2 separate regions of the Homo sapiens genome follow, and region 1 is linked to region 2. Evidence: chromatin contacts called from ENCODE Hi-C data. All regions are on one chromosome and are shown on one strand. Each heading gives the region's core, a stretch centred on a gene start or an enhancer-like site at or near the end of the contact. The rest is flanking DNA. Distances are from core to core; before and after follow the strand shown. Region 1 holds the start of TACSTD2 (tumor associated calcium signal transducer 2). Region 2 overlaps PLPP3 (phospholipid phosphatase 3).

Region 1 (4,221 bases), core at 167-2,666, 2.1 Mb after region 2:
CAATGGATTCAGTTACTTGCAAACGATCCCGGGTTGTCATACAGATACTTGTTTTTTACACATAACGCTATGCCATCCCTTCCTTCACTGCCCCAGTCAGGTTTCCTGTTGTTGGACCGAAAGGGGATACATTTTAGAAATGCTTCCTTCAAGACAGAAGTGAGAAAGAAAGGAGACCCTGAGGCCAGGATCTATTAAACCTGGTGTGTGCGCAAAAGGGAGGGGGAAGGCAGGAATTTGAAAGGATAAACGTCTCCTTTGCGCCGAGGAATCAGGAAGCGTGACTCACTTGGGTCTGGGACGATACCGAAATCCGGTACCCCACCCCATCCCCTGCCCCGCCGGGTACCTACAAGCTCGGTTCCTTTCTCAACTCCCCCAGTTCCTTGATCTCCACCTTCTTGTACTTCCCCGACTTTCTCCGGTTGGTGATCACCAGGACGGCCATGCCGGCGACGAGGGCCACCACGACCACCACGATGACGGCGATGAGGCCGGCGGTGAGGCGCTTCATGGAGAACTTCGGGGGAATCTCGTCCAGGTAATAGATGAGCGTGCGCTCCACCTGCAGGGGTTCTCCGCGCACGCGCAAGTCCAGGCCGCCGCGGCCCTGGAATAGAGACTCGCCCTTGATGTCCCTCTCGAAGTAGTAGGCGGCATCGCCGATATCCACGTCACCGGCGGCCTTCTGAGACGTGTTCTGCCGCAGCTCGATCTGGATGGTGGGCTGCTCGTAGTGCACGGCCGCCACGAACTTGGGGTGCAGCCGATAGCGCTCGCGGAAGAGCCGCCTCAGCTCGGCGTCCAGGTCTGAGTGGTTGAAGGCGCCGGCGGTGGGGCGGTGGCGCAGGTCAATGAGGATGTGGTGGGTGCGCACCAGCTCATCGCAGCGTAGGCTCAGGTCGCCCTTGTCCGTGCGGCGCACGCCCACCGAGTTCACGCACCAGCACACCGACGTCTGGTTGCACTGGCGCGCCTTGAAGCGGCCCTCGGGGTCGCAGTCGGGGTCGTAGAGGCCATCGTTGTCCACGAGCGCGTGCTCACTCGGCCGCACCAGCGTGCGGGCGTTCTTGGGGGCGCTCATGCGCGCCTTGAGCAGCAGACACTTGGAGGTCAGCGTGGAGCAGTCGACCGCCATGCCCGAGCCCAGCGCGCGGCACTGGCAGCGGCCGCCGGGGCCGTCGGGGCTGCACACGGTCATCTTGTTGGTGGGACACGTGCAGTTGTCCTGCGCGGCCGTGTGGCCGGTCACCGCCGCCAGCACCAGCAGCAGCAGCGGCAGCCGCAGCGGTGGCGGCGCGAGGCCGGGGCCCCGAGCCATGGTGGGGCGGAGGAACGCGGACCGGACGCGGGCGGATGAGGCGCGGGGACTCGTCGGGGCTCGGGCTCCGGCGTCTGGGATGGTCTGCAGGCGTCTGCCGCCCGGCCGCTCCCTCCGGCTCTTATACTCTACCCGACCTGCCCGGCTGGTTCCACCACCGACCGTCCCCACTGGTATTTGGGTGACACATCCCGCCCCCCTCCCCGTCCCACGGAAGGCCAAGCCGGCCCTGCGCCGCCCGCGATAGGATCAGAACAGGGAAGCTGCTCCCGCCTCCTCCGGACCGAAAGCCGGGAAGGGGAGAACCGATACTCACCTGTAGGCTTCTGGGGACCCGCCCTCGGCGCGGCCTCCTGCTACAGACCTGGCGCGTCTGGGCCGCTCTCCCGGCAGAAAGTCTAAAGAGTTTCATTGCAAAGTGTGGCTCGCGACTGTCGCGCTCTCCTCTATACGCGACTCCCTTTTCGTTCTTTCCCAGCCCCAGCCCTCCCTTAATTTCTCTCACTCCCTCTCTTCTTTGTCCAGTTCTCACAGTAGCACACGTTTATATAGTTTACAGTTCACAAACATTATCTCATCCTAACACCAGTCCTGACAGGTAGGGACTATCAGACCCGTTTTATAGGTGGTACTGATGAGGCTTAAAGACCTGAAGTCACACTGCTATCAACTTCCTCATATTTCTGAGAGGGGTCTTTGGCACCCTGCCTAGGAGTGATGAGACCTTAAATAAAGTGTTTGTGGACACGAAGTGACACAGAATCTGAAGGGAAGTTAGGGAAGCAGTTCTGTTACTCACCATATCAAGGGTAAAACACAGGTATCCTGGTGTCCAGAGGGTTAAAAGTTCTGTTAAACACTAATTTTCTGTACCTCACACAAGCGCACACACACAGGCACACACGCACATAATATTTATTTGTGCACTGGCTATAAAGAGACAAACAGGAACAAATTCTTAAAGAGCCAGCAAGACTGTAAAGAGTTTTTTGTACAATTTGATTCTAACACAGCAAATCGTTGCTTTTCTTTTCCTGTATCCCACGTAAGTAGCTGAACCATGTAAATAATGAAAGAATGGAGCCTGTGAGAAATTGCTTGTCTGCCACTGTGTGGCTAGTTTCATGGCATACAGGGGTTGCAATCTCTTTTTGAGTCATTGAGAAAGTCTAGAGTTTCAAAGCTGTGGTAAAATTAACAATAATTAGCAAGCTATAATTATTCCCAGGTCCTCCATCAAAGCACATTTTATATGTTCAGCATTTAATGTGCACCACCAGTCGTGCAAGGGTGTTGTTTAGCAGATGAAAGCCAGCTGGGCCTCTGTCCCATTAATTTTCACGCAATTCCTGAGGCAGGAAGATTGAAATATATTCTGCCTTGACAGACAGAGGAAGCAGAGACATGTGAGGGACAATTTCTTTTTTCTTTTTTTTTTTTGAGACGGAGTTTTGCCCTTGTTGCCCAGGCTGGAGTGCAATGGCGTGATCTCGGCTCACCACAACCTCCGCCGCCCAGGTTCAAGCAAGTCTCCCGCGTCAGCCTCCCGAGTAGCTGGGATTACAGGCATGAGCCATCAAGCCTGGCTAATTTTTTTTTGTATTTTTAGTAGAGACAGGGTTTCTCCATGTTGGTCAGGCTGGTCTCAAACTCCTGACCTCAGGTGATCCGCCCACCTCAGCCTCCCAAAGTGCTGGGATTACAGGCATGAGCCACCACGCCCGGCGAATTTTTTTTTTTTTTTTTTTTTTTTTTTTTTTTTTTGAGACGGAGTCTCGCTCTGTCACCCAGGCTGGAGTGCAGTGGCATGATCTCAACTCACTGCAAGCTCCACCTCCTGGGTTCATGCCATTCTCCTGCTTCAGCCTCCTGAGTAGCTGGGACTACAAGCGCCTGCCACCACGCCCGGCTAATTTTTTTGGTATTTTTAGTAGAGACGGGGTTTCACCGTGTTAGCCAGGGTGGTCTCGATCTCCTGACCTCGTGATCCGCGTGAGGGACAATTTCTTATCCACAAACATGAGGAATTGTGGGATAGTCCTCTGCTGTCTATCCCCACTGTCTCTGTTCAGGTCTTCCTTGGACAGATATCTGAGTCAGGTTCTAGTTTCTTTTCCCCTCTCCGACCTCGGTCCACCCTGCATCCAAGAAGACTTTCTAAATCAGAAGTCTGTGCCCACCTCCTCTCTGTTAAGTAGAGTGAGGGGGGTGCTCTCGGCTCTCCAGATAAAATTCATGCTTCTTATATTAGCCCTTAAGATCATTCCTATATGATGTTATAGGCAAGCTACGTCTCTGTGCCTTAGTTTTGTCATCTGTAAAATGGGGATAATAAAAGTACCTACCTTACAAGGTAGGTTTTATAGTTAATGCAGATAAACTGCTTTGAAGAGTATCTGTTCTAACAGTATCTACACATAGTAAGCAACGGATAGATGTTAGCTGCTGTCATTTGTCATCATCGTTGTCGTCGTCGTCGTCATCATCATCATCATCATCATCGTGCTCCTGCCAACCTCTCCGGCAGTCCATGTTTTCAAGTCTTTGCAAAGTCACCTACCTGGAGTCTCCCTTTCTTTATTTAGTGCATAATTCTGTTTTTCTACTCAGCTCTTGAGTCACCTCCAAGATGCCTTCCCTAATAAGGCCCTCCCTGTTACACTCAGGGATATGCCTCTCTATTCGTTCCTAATCTCAGACATACTAGGATGGCAACATTAACTTTTCTGGGCTTTTGTCCTCCCATCTGTCAAATGGGCAAAATACAGCCTGTTTCGTAGATTATGCTGAGACTCAAATACAAAGAGATGAGATGGTAGATGCCAAAGCTTTGTAAACTCTAAGACTCTGTAAAAATATTAGATTTCACTTTTATTTCTAAAATATATATACCCTCTTCT
Region 2 (3,950 bases), core at 243-2,742:
GACTGTGAGTTCCTCAAGAATAGGAACTATGCCTTATTCACCCATCTAAACCAGGGCCCAGCTAGTAAGTGCTCACTGAACTGCACTGTATGAAAGGGGTCCAGGCTCTGGCCATGCGGAGGTGGTGTCTCACCTGGCTTCCTGGACTTTGCTGTCATCACCTCTGCATCTGTAGTTCTGAATGTAGCCTTCAGAGCAGTTGATCTGGCTGAAATCAGGGTTGCAGACACTCAAGAAGTGAGGACGCAGGCGCCCTATGGACACTTTGGCAATGTCTGTGAAAGACTGGCTGATGGCACAGCCAAAGAGGAAGCAGCCCACTTGCTTATAGAGTGCTGCCACGTAGGGGTTCTGAATCGTCGACCGCGACTTCTTCAGGTAATAGATCCGGTAGAATTCCCCCGTGATGATCTAAAAGGAATCCAACAGGGGAATTAGGCAGTATCAAGATTCATCATCAACACTGATGCCGTAACGGATATTCAACAACACAGGAGAATATTCAGTATTTGCAAAGGAGTGTCCTAATTTTCTATTTATGAAATATACAGACACAAATATGCACAGAAGAAAAGATCAAAGCGCTAATATAGTTGGGTGTTTTAAGCCCCTTTGTAACAACAAAAATATACAACCAAATATATTTATATGTATATATGTGTATGTGTGTGTGTGTGTGTGTGTGTGTGTATCTTTTTTTTTAAGGGAGAGACAAGAACTTAACTATAGAAAAGAAATACTAAATGAAGAATCAACGACAAGGTAAAGGGTAGCTATGATGTCACAGGGTCTGAGCAAATCTCGAGATTCTGAGATTTGGGGTAAAGGATCACCAACAATGACCTGACTCTAGTAAGGGCCTCAGCCTTGTGCTGACATTGGCCATGGTGAGAGTTTCTGTAAGAAGAGCTGGACACACCATGGTTAAGTCCTGGGGAATTCAGACTCTGCCACCAATCTGGTATCCTTCAGCAATAATCTACATCCTCCAAGCTTTGGCCTTCTGCTCCATAAAAGGAGGCTGCTCACCTTTGCAGTTGTTGGTTCAAATAGGATAACATGAATGGGAAATGACCTGGATCACAGAAAGTGATGCTTTTACTTTTTAGAAGCAGAGTGTGATGAATAGAATACCAGTCTAACAACTAAGAAACTTGTAGTACGATGCCCTTCAGTGTTTGTGAATTTCCTCCAGTCAGCCTGTGCTGTCTTCTCTGAGCCTGACGATCCTTCTCAAATCTTTCTTGATTTTCATACTGTATCTATGATATGATGCTTAGAGGAGATTTATCACTACTGAAAATAATCCACCAATTACTGATTACCTATTATATACCAGACATTGCTTTTATATTCTTTATGTCACGAAATCCTGATGCTCAAGATAGATATAGTGACATCATTTACATTAAGGATGGGGGACAGCTGATGTTCTGTAAGGTAAATGCCTATGATGTGCACAACCACACACCCTGCTGCCTTTGTCTTAACTCCACAGCCCAGCCATGGCCACTTCCTGCTTGTAACCACAGCCCAGAGACAGTGATGGTCAACTCATCACTCACCACAAAAGTCCCTTCACACTTCCTCCCAGGGCAGGATGATGAGTTACACTTGCCCTTTCAGAGGGAAGAGAGCATGTGCACAGCCACAAGGGAAGCAATAGTCTGGCATATCCGGACACTCCTTTGCAAAGGCTCCCAATATTCTTTTACAGTGGAGGAAAGCATCAAGGCATGAGGTCTGATCAAGGTCCTCAAGGGCTCCAAAGTCTGGGGGAGGACGACCACGTAGGAAGGAAACACCAGCTGGGCCCAGGGACAAACAGGTGCAGCAGTGAGAACAGCTATTATCACTGCCAACATTGACACAGTGACTCTGTGTTCATAAATGCTTTATATATAAGAGCTACATTTTGTTTTCCCAGAACATATTGAGTACAATTCTGTATTAGAGGAACATAGGCAAAGGCCACTCTAGCCAGCATCTTGGCATAGCCGTTTCCTGAGAGAGCAAAACTAGTATGGGACCCTGCATAGATGCTCAAAGACTATCAGTTGAAGGAACAAATGAAGGAAAGGGAGCAGGACGGTAGTCCTCAGAGTTGCCTTATTACAAAATTGGAAGTATCCCCTCAACATTACCAAGAATGCTTTGATAACACGTTGCAGAGATTAAACTCCAGGAAGCATGGCAAGTCATTAATGAAAGGGACCATTATATTTAGAAGAAACTTAGGTCCAAATTAGCTCCCATCTAAAGATTAAACCCAGGTGCACTGACTCCCTGCCCAGCATTCTTTCCTACCATTCATGATCTAATTCCCCTTTTGAACCTGTTTATACATTTACCCTATGTAACCTCACAGGCAAACAAGTTCCAGATGTTTATTACCACAATCATGTTCTCTTAATCTTTTTTATTCTTCCTTATTTATAAGTCATATGAGATTTTTTATGCAGGAGGAAGAGCACTGAACTAGGAGTCAAGTAGCCGAGGTTCAAGTCCCTACTTGTTTAGTGAATTTGGGATAAATTGGTTTCTGCATTTGCAAAACGAGGGTGCTAGACTCTGATTTATGACTTCATAACTGCAATGACATTTATTCTCAACTTTCCTGGGCTACGTCCACCATCCACCACTAGCCTGCCAACCAAGCACAGGTAATAAGCAATGGCAGAGGAAAGTTACTTGCTCAGAGATGACACCAGAAGCAGGGAGCAGAACCAAGGCCCCAGATAAAATCCCTGACCTCAGATTGCTCTCTGGTTCCCTGAACCAGACACTGCTACAGATTAAGGAACTGTTTCTAAGCAGGTGTGGCCTGAGGATCAGTCAACACGATTTCCTGTTTGATGCTGAGAAAGAACATGTGAGTTTCCAATGCAAATTAGCATCTCTTTTATGAATTTACTGATTAATCTCAGATGAGTCACCTTTCTGCTCCAGTTACTTTAGGGAGACGGGGTTTGATTACAATTCAGGGATTCTTTTCAGCTCTAATGTCCCATCTCTAAAACTTCCATTTTTAGTGTCACAGTCTTAAGATAGTAAATTGCAAAGTAAAATGTTTCCTTCACTCAAGGGAAAACAAGGAGATGAAAAGAACATTTTGCAGTACCTCAAATTCCTAATAATAATGTTAACAGCAGCCATCTCTTACATTTATTTTGTACTGTAGTTTCATTGAATCTTCTCTGTGAAGAAGATATTCCATTCTACAGATGGAGATACTAAGGCTCTGGGAGACAGTGACTTTTCTGAAGGATTTGAGGCCAGTAAGTGACAGAGTTAAGAGTAGAGCCCAGGTATTCTGACTCTTAAGCTCAAAGACCCACAGCAGACTACACTGAGATAATTTTATCATTTCTATTGTTATTAAAACCAATTTCCACTGCAGAAGAGCAATTGCAGATTTTTAAGGAGAGGGCCAGGCTGAAGCCATTTAGCAGACACATGACTCCAGGACCACATGGCTTCTGGGGCAGCCTTGACAGATTTTAGAGTGAATGAGCAACAAATTATGTATTTTCTCTATCCCCTTGTACAGAAGGGTCAGGGAGTCGACAACACAGCCATAAATCATCATTATGAACCAGGCGGACTTGGCTTCTTGTAATCCTAACCCTTAAAAGTCTATTTAATGAAATTTGGGTTGTGAAAGGCAGCCTGAATACCTCACCTCTACAGACGAGGCGAAGGCTTAAATTGTTCTCCGACACGTTACACACCTAACTCTCGAGTCCCAGATTTACTGCTTTCGGACTTTATTCATTACTCACAATGTTTTTATTCCTGGGTAAGAAAATAAGCTCTTCCCTCCCCCTCCTCCTACAAAGACTCTGTCCCCACTCCCAGACTCCTGCCCCTAGAGCCCTCATTTCTGCCTCAGTCAGCAAGGTTCTGATATGTAAATTTCACTGCTGAGAAAAATGCCTTCAATGTTGATC

The links. Hi-C counts contacts between places; a loop is a spot of excess contacts on that map. Pooled maps may share reads with other maps.
Region 1: a loop to region 2 is called in a map with no recorded cell type, with 17 times the contacts of the local background. The contact joins the promoter of TACSTD2 here to the enhancer-like site in region 2. A Hi-C loop is called at or near these places in 8 of 37 single-sample maps with no recorded cell type and 5 of 50 pooled maps.

The regions. Positions count from the first base shown.
Region 1 is chr1:58,575,836-58,580,056 of GRCh38, forward strand. It overlaps TACSTD2 (tumor associated calcium signal transducer 2), which reads right to left and starts at 1,417. Exons shown (of 1, transcript NM_002353.3): 1 at 1-1,417. The coding sequence starts at 1,321. The coding sequence ends at 350. RefSeq lists enhancers at 185-880, 881-1,575.
Region 2 is chr1:56,524,144-56,528,093 of GRCh38, forward strand. PLPP3 (phospholipid phosphatase 3) reads right to left here. Exons shown (of 6, transcript NM_003713.5): 3 at 134-411. Among named protein-coding and RNA genes, the nearest start is that of PLPP3, 53 kb to the right of the region's middle. RefSeq lists an enhancer at 1,588-1,867. Within about 2 kb of position 1,493, at least 7 of the 41 ENCODE cell types and tissues checked have a DNase peak (open chromatin) inside an H3K27ac peak, as active enhancers do.